Linked DNA regions of Homo sapiens: region 1 is linked to region 2. The links are chromatin loops, found by intact Hi-C in ENCODE. Cell type or tissue: MCF 10A. All regions are shown on one strand.

Region 1 (2,500 bases), 690 kb before region 2:
TAGTCTTAACTTCTTCCAACCTTATGTCCTGCCTCCCCACCCAGATGATAGCTGCAGGCATCCTGTCCTTCGTTATCTTCACCTTGTCTCATTCCTCACCCCCAGGCCCAGCAGAGTGCTCGCCCATGATGTCCCTAGTGACTGTGGATTCAGTGGGACCCTTTGCTTGGGTTTCTTTGGTCTTCCTTATCTGTTCACCCCAGTACCTTGACCGTTGGCTCCTTTCACTGCCATAACCTCTGGCATCAAACATATTCATCCTTTTTTTTTTTTTTTTTTTGAGGCAGGTCTCACTCTGTCACCCCAGCTGGACTGCACTAGCATGATCATGGCTCACTGCAGCCTCAGCCTTCTAGGCTCAAGTGATCCTCCTGCCTCAGCCTCCTGAGTAGCTGGGACCACAGGCATGTGCCACCATGCCTAATTTAATTTTTTTTTTTTTTGTAGAGATGGAGTCTTGCTATGTTGCCTAGGCTGGTCTACGAACCCCTAGGATCTAGCGATCCACCTGCTTTGGCTTTCCAAAGTATTGGGATTACAGGCATAAACCACTGTGCCCGGCCAATGTCTTCATCCTTAACATTGGGATACTAATTCTGGTTGTTGTAATGACTAAAGAAAATAAATAAAACACCTAGCACATTGCAAGGCATAAAGTCCTCATGTAGGGATTATGATTGTCTTACCTCCTTACCCCTGTCCTCAGAGCCTCATACAATGCTAGGCGCTGGTAGAGGGCTAATGGACATCTGTTGAGTTAAACAGTATGTTGAAAGAACACTGGTTTGGGAGTCAGCAGAGCTAGATTTTAATACTGGTTTATGGGCAGTTGTCACTTTTTCTCTCTGAAATTCAGTTTTTTCACTGTCCTTGGGGCCTCTACAGTCTCCTGCAGCTCTTAGGCAAAGTATGAATGCAGGTAAATCCCACACCCTCAGACCCTCCTTTGACTCAAATCCCCCCTCTGACACTGCTGGACCCCTTTTGGCAGATGATTTTTTTCCTACTCCCCCTACCCACCCCATTAGAATTGGCAGGTGATTCTTATCCCAGGATCCTGGCTTTTGCTCCCAAGGAGCCCTGACACCCAGGTGCCACCAGATGGTGCTGTGGACTCATTCTTCACGGGAAGCTGGCTCCCGGGCTCCCCGGCTCCCTATCTCCCCGGCTCCTAGGAGAGGCCTTCTGGCTCCTCTGGACAGGGTGGGGTTCCTCCGTGGAAGGCTGCTAGGCCTGGGATAATCCTGGGAGGTGACTCAAGCCTTTCAGAAATTTCCAAGGCCCAAGCCCGCCCTCGGTTTGGCGTGCAGATTCCAGCATAGAGTTGGCAGGAGGACTGGCTGCGTAATTTGTAGAACCCAGTGTAAGACCAAAATGCCTAAGTTACTGATGCAGGCAGCACAGGGAATGCCTAAAAGCCCATGGACTGGTTCTAGTTCAGCCCTCTAGAGCTGATTGTTAACATTTCAGGAATTTTGGCCGGGTGTGGTGGCTCACGCCTGTAGTCTCAGCTACCTGGGAGGCTGAGGCAGCAGAATCACTTCAGCCTGAGAGGCAGAGGTTGCAGTGAGCAGGGATCGAGCCACTGCACTCCACCCTGGGTGACAGAGGGAGACCCTGTCTCAAAAAAAAAAAAAAAGAAAGAAAAAGAAAAAAAGGAATTTTAAAAGCTGGTTGTTGAACACGGACATTATTTAATTAAATTTTATAAACTTACCATTAAATAAGTTATAGAGCTGGGTGTGGTGGCTCACACCTATAATCGCAACTTTTCAGGCGGCTGAAGCAGGATGATCGCTTGAGCCCAGGAGTTCAAGGTTACAGCGAGGTATGATTACACTATTGTACTCCAGCCTGGGTGACAGAGCAAGAGCTCATTTCTAAAAAATAAATAAATAAAATAAAAACAAAGGTAATAAATAACCCAAACTCATCACTATGTAATTACTTTTATATATTTCACTATCATTTATGCTCACTTTACTTTTTTTGGCTGGGTACAGGGGACTTTATTGATGGTACATGACAAAGTGCGGTCTCATAGTCCCCTCCCATTCTTCAGGGAGCCTGGCATGGAAACAGTGTTCAGGAGGGGGAGATTCTCAGTGTGGTGGGGGACTGAGTTTGGCAGGGACTCCCCAGCAGCTGAGGGCCTCTCTTCTTCTCGTGCTGTCACTGGGGCTGGTGGTTCAGAGGGCCCTTACTCCTAGGAGGCCATGTAGACCATAAGGTATATCGTTCTGTTGCTGTAGCCAAATTCATTGTCATATCAGGAAATGAGCTTGACAAAGTGGTCTTTGAGGGCAATGCCATTCCCAGCATTGAAGGTGGAAAAGGTGGGTGTCTCTGTTAAAGTTGGAGGAGGCAACCTGGTGCTCTGTGTAGCTCAGGAGGCCCTTGAGGGTGGCCTCCGATGCCAGTTTCACCACCTTCTTGATGTCATCATATTTGGGCAGCTCTCTCCAGATGGCAGATCAGGTCTACAACCCACATGTTGGCA
Region 2 (2,500 bases):
TAGATAGTTTGGCCAGGGAATGGTTCACTGAGATTTGAATACAGACCCAAAAGAGCCAAGGGATCAAGCCAGGTAGATAACCAGGGAAAGGGCATTTCAGGCAGCAGGAACAGCAGGTGCAAAGGCCCTGAGGTGGGAGCAAGTCCAGTGGGCACTGCTTTGTGATATTGTCATTAGCACTATTTTCTTGGTGGTTAGTAATGGTTGCGTAATATGGCTGGATGTTGTGAGGAGAGTTCTAGAAAGGACTCCTGGAGTCCTGGGCAGGATGACAGGGCTGGAGCGACTCCAGGTTGGGGAGAGGTGTGCACTTGGCCGGGATGGTCAGAATGAGCAGGTTAACCTGTAGCAGGGACCGAATGTTAATGCCTTTCATGGTAGATGAGGTGCTTCCTCTTATCTTTGGGCTAGTTCATGCTTTGCACACCTCGTTTTGTGCATGTCTTCCACGAAGCTCTGTGAGGCACACAGTGGGAGAGACTGCCGTTCTACAGTTGAGGAAACCATGGGGTCAGCCATCTGTGGGTAGCAGAGCCAGGACGTCCTCGTTTCCCACTTCTTCCTGCGGTGCCCTGGGCCTCCACGTGGGATGAAAAGGAGCAGGATCCTTTCAGTCCCCGAGGTCTAGGGTGAAGAACAGGACCAAACCCCACTGCCTAGAGTTTTCTGCTTCAGGAACCCCAGGGGGAGGAGCTTGGTTCTGTAGAAGAAAGGGCAGAGTGAGGTGTTAAGGCTGAGAGAGACCTTGATGACAGCGGGGACTGGAGAAGCATCTGCCCTTTGCTGAGTGTGTCTGTTGTGTCAGGTACTTTGCCAAGTGTTTTCTGTACACGATCTCATTTTATTCTCACAACAGCCCTGTGAGGTAATTACTATTTTTTTTAATGGGGATTCTGACCGTAGCCTGGTGAGGACACATTTAACGTATAAGGAAATGAGAGATGGAGGTTCCGCATCAGGGTGGTGGCAGCTTGAGTCCTGCTGAGTTGCCTTGGACTCTGTTTTTTCCAAGGTGGCTGGGGAGAGGATGGCTGAGCTGGGATTCAGCCAGTGATGGATGCCCTCAGCCAACTGCAGGGGCGAGGAGAGACTTAAGCCCCCTCCCTGTGATGGGATCATGCAGACCCTTTGGTGCGCTTCTGGAGAGGTGGCTCCCCGACTTACAGCTTTTCTTGGAAGGCCAAGGCTGCCCTCTTCTGGTCGTCTGTAGTGGGTGGCCATGCTTAACAGCGTTGTGCCTTAGTGGACACTGACCAAGGGCCTGGCGTAAGCTAGGGCTGGATGTGCAGACAGACATGCGTTGGACGGGGGCCAGGGCCACAGCTTGCTCGGGGACTCTGGTCTACCCAGCCACCTGCCCGAGGACCACTGTATCATCTCTCCTGTCCCAATCGCTTGCCCTCTGTCTCCCTCAGCATCCTCCCATCTTAAAAAGCCTTTGCTGGGCAGCACATCCTCTTCCAGCCCAATCCCTTGCTCTCTTTTCGTGACCAAACTCAACCAAGTTGTCTGCACTTGCCTGTCTGCCCCCATTTTTTCTTTCCTTCAGTACTCCTTCCTTAAGCCATTGCTTCCCAGCCTCCACTTTCACTACTCCAAAGAATTTTCTCTTACCAACATCCCCAGTGAGCACTTACCAACATCCAGTGAGCACTTTACTTTAAACATGGATTGTGAACTAATAATACATGCAAATAACACATTGATTCATTCACCCCAAAAGAAACTAGGACATCAGCTTTATGTCTCCATAGATAATCACCAGGATGGTTTTGGTGGATATGTAGTATTTTTTTTTTTTTTTTGAGATAGAGTTTCGCTCTTGTTGCCCAGGCTGGAGTGCAGTGGCGCAATCTCGGCTCACCGCAACCTCCACCTCCCGGGTTCAAGTGATTCTCCTGCCTCAGCCTTCCGAGTAGCTGGGATTACAGGCATGTGCCACGATGCCCGGCTAATTTTGTATTTTTAATAGAGATGGGGTTTCTCCATGTTGGTCAGGCTGGTCTCGAACTCCCGACCTCAGGTGATCCACCCGCCTCGGCCTCCCAAAGTGCTGGGATTACGGGCATAAGCCACTGCACCCAGCCATATATATATATATTTTTTTTTGAGACAGAGTCTTGCTCTGTTGCCCAGGGTGGAGTGCAGTGGCGTGATCTCAGTTCACTGCAACCTCTGCCTCCCAGGTTCAAGCGATTCTCCTGCCTCAGCCTCCTGAGCAGCTGGGATTACAGGTGCCTACCACCATGCCCGGCTAATTTTTTGTTTCTTTAGTAGAGACAGGGTTTTACCATGTTGGCCAGGCTGGTCTTGAACTCCTGACCTCATGATTCACCTGCCTTGGCCTCCCAAAGTGCTGGGACTACAGGCATGAGCCACCACACCCGACTGGCAATGCATTCTTTAAAAAAAAAAAAGACTCAACAGTAACATATGGTCCTACTTTTAAAGGCTTCAGAAGTGTATAAGATGAAAGAGAACACTGCTTCGACCCCACCTC

Evidence for each region. Hi-C counts contacts between places; a loop is a spot of excess contacts. Peaks named below come from ENCODE experiments on the same cell type or tissue, not always from the same donor. Only the 100,000 strongest peaks of a DNase experiment are listed, where the experiment ranks them.
Region 1: it touches region 2 in a loop (9-fold over the local background); 9 of 110 quality-filtered maps call a loop at or near these places.

Annotation. Positions count from the first base shown.
Region 1 is chr1:32,399,909-32,402,408 of GRCh38, forward strand. It overlaps the pseudogene GAPDHP20. Among named protein-coding and RNA genes, the nearest start is that of BSDC1, 6.7 kb to the left of the region's middle. RefSeq lists an enhancer at 885-1,004. In MCF 10A, a CTCF peak has its summit at 1,098 (motif pointing right); a DNase peak (open chromatin) is centred at 1,133.
Region 2 is chr1:33,085,346-33,087,845 of GRCh38, forward strand. All of the region lies in intron 5 of AZIN2 (antizyme inhibitor 2), which reads left to right. Among named protein-coding and RNA genes, the nearest start is that of AZIN2, 5.4 kb to the left of the region's middle. In MCF 10A, a CTCF peak has its summit at 1,194 (motif pointing left); a DNase peak (open chromatin) is centred at 1,196.